Linked DNA regions of Homo sapiens: region 2 is linked to region 1. Evidence: chromatin loops called from intact Hi-C (ENCODE). Cell type or tissue: endothelial cell of umbilical vein. All regions are shown on one strand.

What was found. Hi-C counts contacts between places; a loop is a spot of excess contacts. Peaks named below come from ENCODE experiments on the same cell type or tissue, not always from the same donor. Only the 100,000 strongest peaks of a DNase experiment are listed, where the experiment ranks them.
Region 2: it touches region 1 in a loop (9-fold over the local background); 6 of 110 quality-filtered maps call a loop at or near these places.

The regions. Positions count from the first base shown.
Region 1 is chr4:17,334,090-17,339,089 of GRCh38, forward strand. No RefSeq gene overlaps it. Among named protein-coding and RNA genes, the nearest start is that of SNORA75B, 16 kb to the left of the region's middle. In endothelial cell of umbilical vein, no CTCF peak of the experiment used is centred here; a DNase peak (open chromatin) is centred at 2,542; H3K27ac peaks cover 1,870 bases.
Region 2 is chr4:16,770,435-16,775,434 of GRCh38, forward strand. The region is part of intron 1 of LDB2 (LIM domain binding 2); the gene reads right to left. Among named protein-coding and RNA genes, the nearest start is that of LDB2, 130 kb to the right of the region's middle. In endothelial cell of umbilical vein, no CTCF peak of the experiment used is centred here; a DNase peak (open chromatin) is centred at 2,297; H3K27ac peaks cover 1,287 bases.

The DNA.
Region 1 (5,000 bases):
ATCCTGCCTCAGACTCTGCTTTCCATTCAGACCCATGGCTCCGACCTGCACCGTGCTCTCTTCCCCTTGCCTCTGACTGCACCTGTGCATAGGCTGTATCTTCCATCTGGAAAGCCTCTCCCCACCTTTCACACCCTGTTCTGTTCTTTACTGCCAGCATCTCCTCCAGGAACACTTTCCAGCCCAGCCCAGCCTGACCCCAGGCTAAGATTGGTACCCTCCTGACTTGGGGTCTCATAGCAAATTTACTCATTTTTTCCTGCCCCTGGCCACACTACTGCCCAGTCCCACACTGGACTGTAGGGCCTGCCTGCCTCCCTGCCACTAGAGTATGAGCAACTTGTGGGCACATTCTGTGTCTTTTTCATCCTTTTCAGTTTTCTCCTTGCAGAGTCTAGAGCACAAGATGGATAAGTAGTACAGTATCTTATTCTTACTCCTGGCAATAGGGTTTGGTTCTGTGTCCCCAACCAAATCTCATGTTGAATTGTGATCCCAAGTACTGGAGGTGGGGCCTGGTGGGAGATGATTGGATCACAAGGGTGGTTTCTAGTGGTTTAGCACCATTCCCCTAGTGCTGTCTTGTGAGTAAGTTCTCATGAGATCTGGTTGTTTGAAAGTATGTAGCACCTCCCCATTCTCTCTCTCTTCCTCCCGCTCCAGCCATGTAGGATGTGCCGGCTTACCCTTTGCTTTCTGCCATGATTGTTAAGTTTCCTGAGGCCTACCTGGCCTTGCTTCTTGTACACCCTGTGTAACTGTGAGTCAATTAAACCTCTTTTCTTTATAAATTACCCAGTCTCAGATAGTTCTCTATAGCAATGTGAGAACAGACTAATACACTTGGTAACAGGGGTGAACAGGGGCCTCAAAAAGCTATGTCCAAGTCCTAAGCCTCCCCACCTCCACCCACCCCACCCCCATTCAGTATCTGTGAATGTGACCTTATTTGGAAATAGGATTTTGCAGGTGTAATTAAGGATCTCGGCATGTGATCATGCTGGATTTACAACAGGCTCTAAATTCAAGGATGGTGAGAGAAAGGAACAGGGACCTTTCAGACACACAGACACAGACAGACACACAGGGATAAAGCCTTGTGCAGACAGAGGCAGAGACTGGAGCGATCCGTCCACAAGCCAAGGATCACTAAGGATGGTCAGAGCCGCCGGAAGCTAAGAGAGAGGCAAGGACGGACTCTTCCCCGGAACCGCCTGGGGGACCACCCCTGCTGACTTCTTGCTTTCAGACTTCTGGTCCCCAGAATTGTAAGAGAATAAATTTCTCTTGTTTTCAGCCACCATGTTTGCGGTAATCAGTTACAGCAGCTCTAGGAAACAGAAATAAGGGGATCACTGTGAAGTGCAATATGAACACACATATGATGCCTATATACCTGAGTCAAAGTATTTTCTGTTTATGATTTGGTTTCCTTTTGGAAATCCCCTTAAATGTCTAAACTGCTTCACCACCACCCCTCAAGTAAGTGCCCCCTTCCCAGCCTCACCCCCAAGCGGGGTAAATCACCCAATGTGGTCTAGTCAGCATTCTACTGGCCTAAGCCAGCTCATGCTCTTGACTTGGCTGCCCTGTTTCTCCCACTTTCCCCTTATCTGTTACATCCCACTCCCCAGCGTGGAGTCCAGTTGGATTCCATGACTTTGTGTAGCCTCTGCATCTGTGACACCTGTTCGTTCACTCCCAGTCCTCTCGACCTGCAAGTTCCTCCTTTCTTCCACATCCAACCCCAGGAGCAGCTCTTGCAAGTTCCAGGATGCCCCCACCCCCAATCCTGATCTCACTGCCCTCCCAAGTAGGTCCTCTTAAGAGCCCAACTCCCAGCACAGAGCATCTGTGAGCATGTCATGAGTAAACACATTTTCCTGCACAATCAATACACTGATGATGGTGTTGTTAATTTCGAGCAGTAGTAATTAAAGAAGGAGGACCTTTTCTTGTCTATCTACAACACATTTTCAGGTTTGAAATCACACATGTTATCTTTAACAAACCCATTTCTCCTCAAGACATTTTCTTACTTACTTCATCAGACACTTGAGAGCTATCCGAATAAAAATGAAAATATGCTGGCCTCCAGGAATGGTATCTTTCCTGATACCTAATTAAAGCAAAAGTCAATATCTAGTCCCACCATAACTGATTTGCTAATTGTGCTGAGGTAGGTAATATTCTTACTCTTTAAGTCAACTACCACCCATCTCTACCCTGAAAAAAATTATTAGATTTTTTGCAGTGAAAGCAAACCAAATGAAGGCATTTCACATTCCTGGGACACTGCAGGTATTTTTATTATTAGGAATGTGTCTATGCAAAATAAGAGGCATGCCAATTAGCAACATGATTAGTTTTCTCCATGACGGGGGGAAAGGCACCATTGAGAACTCCATAGTTTATTGTTGTAATTTTGACACAACTCAGTAGTTTTCCAGAAGGTCAGAGGGCCTGAGGCAGATGGTGGGCTTCCTCTGATTCACCACAGTGACGTCCTTCCTGGCCAGGCCCCGAGCCCTGGTTCAGGCCATTTTTATCTTCCCTCCTGCGACTGCCAAAGCCTCACGCCCGGCCAGCCTGCCACTTCCCACAGCCTCTCCGTCCATCCGCCTAGAGATGCAGAGCCACCTCTCACATAGCTGATGATGTCACTGTCATGTTTAAAACTTTCCTCTCACCTTTGCCTTGGGGATAAAATCTGAACCCCGAGACCCATTCTCTCTGAGTCACATCCGCCTCACACGCTCTCTGGCAGCAAGAGACACCTGAACTCAAACCACATCAAAGTAATTTGTGTTTCCAGCTCATTTCACTCAGAGCCAATTTGCAGCATTTCATAAATGAAGGGGTTTTCTTGTTGTTCATTATGCCTATAGCCCTCTGTTTTATTTACTCTTGAACACTTCGGTCACTTTGCCTTTGCATTTTGTTATAATGTAACCTACTTGTTTAATTTGTTTTATTGTTTTTAAAATCCTGAAAAGACTAAACAATAATAAGCCCCTGAAAAGTGTGCAAAAACACACACACACAAAGGTGTACTGATGGTATTGTGGTTATGGGGTAGATTGTCCTTATTCATAGGAGACCTTTGCTGGAATTTTGGGCTGAGGTGTCATCATGTCTGCAGTTTACAAATGTTCAGCTAAAAGAAAAACTGAGTGTGAGAGAGTGAGACAATGTGGAAATTTTTCAAAATAAAAAGTTGGGGGGAATGGGGAAAGTGAATTGAATTTTAAGTAAATTCATCATTCAACAATTTGATCCTACATGAGCCAGCCTTTGGGAAGCAATGACTTTTAGCACCCTTGCCTCCTTATTCCACTCCCTCTGCCTGAATCCCTTGGTAAATCTAAGGCCCCAGTCCAAATACCTCCATGATCTTTCACTTGCTCTTTGCAGGCCAATCTAATCTCTCCCTCCTTTACAGTAATATTCTATCGTCCATACTCTTCATTCCTACAATGTTAATATTGCATTTTGGGTTGCTGTCAGCTTCCCGTGAGCAATTTGAGAGCTCCTAGTGCCTAGGATAGGGCCAGGCATACAAAACGTGTTCAAATATGTCATCCTAGAGGAAATCAGTGAGGAAATGAGTAAAACCATGCCATCTATTTTATACAGAATGACATATATTTTTTTGAAACACAGTCTTACTCTTTTGTCCAGGCTGGAGTGCAGTGGTGCGATCTTGGCTCACTGCAACCTCCACCTCCTGGGTTCAAGTGATTCTCGTGCCTCAGCCTCCCAACTAGCTGGGATTACAGGCGCATGCCACCATGCCTGGCTAATTTTTGTATTTTTAGCAGAGACAGCGTTTTGCCATGTTGGCCAGGTGGTCTCAAACTCCTGACCTCAGGTGATCCTCCTGCCTTGGCCTCCCAAAGTGCTGGAATTACAGGCGTGAGCTACCATGCCCAGCCTTCTTTTATCCACTAGGGTACTTGAGAAAATGAGGCAATATGAATTGAAACTGGGCCCACAAAAGCTCACACTTAGAGAGCCTGAGAATTCAGGGCTCTGCAAGTAAGAGAAATGGGGTGTAGCAACTAAATGAGTTTTTCCAGAGAACTATCCCAGAAAACAGAGACTGGGGAAATGGTCTTTCTTTGGTGGGGGGTGTACTGATGCTGCTAGCTGAGGAAAATGCCTGGCCGCCCCAGCCATGGGACCAGCCTCAGTCTTACTTGTCCAGATGTGCTGGTTTCAGCCTAATCCATCCCAGGCAATTCATTAAGCATCCCTTGAGGAGCTGGCTTCTAGTCTTTTCTTTTCTGTGGATCCACTAGATTTGCAGGGGCTCACGCAAAGTTTCATCCACAGGTTACGGCAGATCCATGACAAAGAACAGAGCTTTTGTGGCCAAGAATGTTTGCAGCCCTGAAATGCAAGAAGGTGTGACAATCTGGTGAAGCCCAAGGGAGGGCATTTTATAGCCATCTCACCTTGGACCGTCCACTCAACTACTTTGTTTCACGCCATCTTTACACCTATTGCACCTATTATGCCCTTTAATGACATCCTTTCTTGGTTGTTGAACCTCAACACATCATAATTCAGAACACTTTCAATCCTAAATTGGCCTTTACAAAGCATTTCTAAATTCCAGAGTATCTTTTTTTATTATACAGCATATTAATGTGTATATCATCTCCCATCTCTTCAGAATTATTATCTGACTCCAAACTCTTACACTATTTTTTTAAATGCAAGGGTTTTTGGAACTGGGTCATCATCTAGATTCCTACTAAGCCTTTCTTTTTTTATTTTTTAATTTTATTTTAAGTTCCAGGATACATGTGTAGGACGTGCAGGTTTGTAACAGATAAACGTGTGTCATGGTGGTTTGCGGCACCTATCAACCCATCACCTTAGGTTATATTAAGCCCCGCATGCATTAGCTATTTATTCTGATGCTCTCCCTTCCCCCACTCCCCACACCTGACAGGCCCCAGTGTGTGTTGTTCCCCTCCCTGTGTCCATGTGCT
Region 2 (5,000 bases), 560 kb before region 1:
GCTTTGATTCTTTGATGACTGAATCAGTGAAAATGCACAGAGTTTCAAAATGTAGTATTTTCTAGTCCTCACAGGCTCTCTATCAAGTTGGTAATTTTCTTATCCCAATGTCAGTGGGGAAACTGAGGCCCCAAGCGGTTAAGAAATGTACCCAAGGTTACAAATCAAATAAGCGGCAACATTGGAATTTGCATCCTCTCTGACTCATAAATTTTTATTTCCATCCACAAAGCTTTACTCGCTGCCTGTTGCAATCTCTACTCTATACTATTCTAGTATGAAAGAGGATTGGTTGTTTTTTAATAACTAAATTTCCTATTTTATACTCAAACATGGAGACATGTACTCTCACAATCAAAAAGAATATACTGGGAACCCTATGCAAAGCCACTTTGAAAATGACGTGGAAAGGCATTACTCTAGAAGCACAGGTTTTGTTCATGACAGCTCTGTGGCAGTGAGCACCGCGCATCGTATTACATCACACCATCTAGGTGTGAGAGGTCCCGAGATGCAGGATAATGTCATGAGGCAGCAAGTCGTATATCTTGAGAAAAGTTCACTGTAAAATCAGGCACAAATTTTCCATTCCAACATAAACACAGCAGACAAGGGAATGTTTCTGGAAAAGCTTGCAAGATTCAAAATCTTGTTTCTGTGACCCACCCTATTGCATTTGAATAGTTGATCAAATGACAAGAATAATTCTTCAAGTCACCACTAAACATTGGAGGACTGTGCCAGGACCAAGGCCACAGGAAACCACTAGATAAGAAAACTCAAGATTTTCTCTCTTCCTACTTGGAAAAAATGAAAAAAAAATTTTTGTTCACAAAGACAAATATAAGAAACCCAGAATATTCTTGAAACCTAGAAAAAAATAATGTTTTTCTTGATGATGGTCAATCATTTCTATTCTCTTCTCTGTTTACAAATCTGTTTACCAGGGGACTTGAATTCTCTCTGTCAGTGACACCCAAGTACATATTACAGCTCCAAACTTCTCCCTGGGACTTCAGAATTGTGACTCTAACTGCCTCACTCACCTCTCCACTTCTTAACCAAAGAGGCATCTCAGGCTTAACATGGCCAAAGCCAGATATCTCCCCCAACTCCATCCCCTACAAGCCAATTCTTCTCATTCTCTTCCATCTCCATAATATAATTCCAGTTTCTCAGTCACTTAGGCCAGCATTTGAGAACATACTCTTGATTCCTGTCTTACCCTAACTCCACACCTCCAATCTGTCAGCAAATCCCATGAACTTACCTCCAACACATGAATGGAAATCCACCCATGTTTCTTTCCTTCCACTGCCACCCCTTCTCTGTGCCTCCAGTAACTTCAGCCTGGACAACAATGACTTTTTCCTAACTCATCTCTCAGCCCCCACTCCTGTTCCCCTGTAACCTGTGCTCTGCAAAGAAGCCTGGAGGATCTTTTAACAATACCCATTAGATTGTGACCCTCCCAGCTAAAACTTTTCTATGGTTCGTCATTGCTGTGTAGGGAGCTCACTCTCCTGTGTGGATGGGACTTTCTCTTCTTCTTTGCTGTTGGTTCACTGCACTCTCAGCACAGCCCGCAGATCTAGGTTCTTACCTTGGGGACCTTCCTTCGGGCCCAGGGCTGCACTCCACTACACCACAGGGCCCTTTGAACCAGCTGCGTCCACCACCAGTGGATGCCTTTCCTCTCTTTGGTGTGGTTTTCTCTTTCTCCTCATTCAAATCTCAGCATCCTTGTCATCTTTGGGTCATCCAATCTACAGAAGCCTACTTGCTATCACATCAGTCTATATTTTTCCTTGATCATTCAATTTTGTTTGTTTGTCTTCTTACATACAAAAAATTGTGTTCATTGGGAATATAAGATCCTATTGCCTGCTTTGCTCTGAAGCCTGGCATATAATAGGTGGTTAAAAATGACTGCCTGAATAAATGAATACAAAAAATGTGTTAGACAAACTACCAAAGACAAAAGATAAATCTATCAAGGAGACACATTAATCTCCCTCTTGAACTCCCACAGGGCAGCCATACCAAGGTTCAGAGCTGGCACAGCCCAGCTGATTACAACCACATCATAGAGTACCAGGAACTTTCCAGAATCTTTATTCACTTTAATGTTTTAAATAAATATATGCTGTGAATTAAAAGCATTAAGAAATATTCATGCCCTTTGACTCAGTAATTCTATTTCTGGGACTCCATCCAAAGGACATAATCCAAAAATATGTAAATGCTTTATACGAAAAATTGCTCACCATAGGAGCACTCATAATAGAAAAAAACACACACACAAAAAACTAGGAACAATGTGTTTGCCCTACAATAGAGAAATGATTCAAGAAACTGATATGTCCACCGGAAAGAAAACAGAAATCTTTAAAATATAATGTTCACACATGGTTTAAAATAACACAAGCACATTCTTACATGATAATATAAAGTGAAGGAAATAGGCAGACAAACAGAACAGTGGGACAGAATGGAGAACCAAGACACAGACAGAAGCCTGTGTGGAAAATAAGTATCTGGTAGATACGGCATTGCCGGGTAGTGAGGTTGAGAAGAATTATTTGATGAGGAGTGTGGAGACAATTGGCTTTTCACCCGCAAATAATAAATAAATTAGGTTATAGCTCACATAACCAAACGTAAGTTCTGGAGGAAGTAAACATGTAAATAAAGAAAGCCAAAACCTACCAGAAGAAAAGGTAGGAGGATATCTGTCTTTATGACGTCTGAAGAGGAGAAAATGCTATAAGCCGTCAGTCCCCAACCTTTTTGGCACCAGGGACTGGTTTCGTGGAAGACAGGTTTTTCACGGACACTCTGGGGGACGGTTTCAGGATGATTCAAGTGCATTACATTCACTGTGCACTTTATTTCTACTATTATTACATTCTAATATATAATTAAATAATTATACAACTCACCATAATGTAGAATCAGTGGGAGCCCTGAGCTTGTTTTCCTGCAATTAGACAATCCCATTGGCATATGATGGGAGACAGCGACGGATCATCAGGCATTAGATTCTCATGAGAAGCGTGCAACCTCGATCCCTCGCATGCACAGTTCACAATAGGGTTTGTGCTCCTATGGGAATCTAATGCCACCAGTGATCTGACAGGAGGTGCAGCTCAGGCAGTAATGTGAGTGATGGGGGAGCGGCTGTAAATACAGATGAAGCTTCATTCACTGACCTGTCACACCTCCTGATGCACAGACCAGTTCCTGTTAGGAACCCGTACTCCCCTCCATTTCTACAGTTGCAATATTTCTTTTTTCATATTCCTTTCTTTTTTTAGAGAGACAGGGTCTTACTCTGTCACCCAGGCTAGAGTGCAGTGGTGTGGTCATAGCTCTCTACAGCCTCGAACTCCTGGACGCGAGGGATTCTCCCATCTCAGCCTCAAGAGTAACTAGTCAGGCCAGGCACGGTGGATCATGCCTGTAATCCCAGCACTTTGGGAGGCCAAGAAAGGTGGATCACGAGGTCAGGAGTTCAAGACCATCCTGGCCAACACGGTGAAACCCCATCTCTACTAAAAATACAAAAAAAATAGCTGGGCGTGCTGGCGCATGCCTATAATCCCAGCTACTCGGGGGGCTGAGGCAGGAGAATTGCTTGAACCAGGGAGGCAGAGGTTGCAGTGAGCCAAGATCACGCCATTGCACTCCAGCCTGGCAACAGAGTGAGACTCCGTCTCAAAAAAAAAAAAAAAAAAAAAAAAGGGTAACTAGTCCGATGCAATGCCCTCATTCCACGCATTCTCCCACACTTTCTCAACCATCCCTTGTTCATTCCTCAAGGCTTCCATCCTGTCCTGCCTTGATCCTAACGCCTCTCACACCTTCCAACCTGCAGAAAAGTCTTTATTTTCTAGACTGAGATATGCGTTTTTTTAAAAAATTAATGGGAACCTCATGGTGACTATTCCTGTAATATTATGTTTTTATTTTATTTTACATTATGCCCAGTTCTTATCCTTTTATGTCCCAGCAATTAGACTGTGCACTGCATGGATGGAGTCACCATCTTCTTTGGGTTGTTTTCTGTATTCTTGTTGCTTACCTGGCACTTACTGATTGTGTAATTATGAGCCAAACAACGTGCATTATCTAAGTCAAGCCTTTGAAAGACACTATCAGAGAGGTGAATTATTATCCTTATTTTACAGGTGAAGAAAACCAAAGCTCAGAAAGGTTACTTAATTTTCTCAGAGTCACACAGCTGGTACAGTTTGGAGTCAGTGATCAAAGTCATATAATCTGGCCTCAGAACTCTTCCCTTTGAACTCCTCTTTGTGTTTGTGTGTGCATGTGTGTGTGTGAGCAAGAGACAGGGGACTGTGGGAAAATACCTAGTAATAAAAGGTTACATACATGCATGCATAAATGCTCATAGCTTCATTGTTCACTACAGCCAAGAAATGGAAACACTCCAAATGTCTATCAACTAATGAACAGATAAACAAAATGTGGTATCTTCAGACAATGGTACACTAGAAGTAATAAACGAAAGAAAATTCAGATGCATGCTGTGTATAACATGTGCCTCAAAACACTATGGCAATGAGAGAAGCCAGACACAAAAGGCCATATATTGGGTGATTTCATTTACACAAAATGTCCAGAATCCTGGCTTTTATTACCTGTGTGATCTCAGACAAATTACCAAAGCTCTTTGTCCCTCTGTTTCATTATTTATAAAATGGATATCATTATACCTCACTCTTAATTGTGAGGATTAAGCTATATAATACATGGACCAGTGACTGGAACAGAGTAAATGCCCAACAAAGGACACAGTTATTAAGTGGCAGAGACGGTCCCAAAGCCAGAGTTGCTGTGGATATTAAATAATATATATCCATAATGCATCTTACAAATACAGCCTACACACCTTGCTGCCAGAGGACCTGGGTCTAGACATCAATGACATTATTCTTTGCTCTGTTGCTTTGGAAAAGTTACTCAGTCTCATCTGC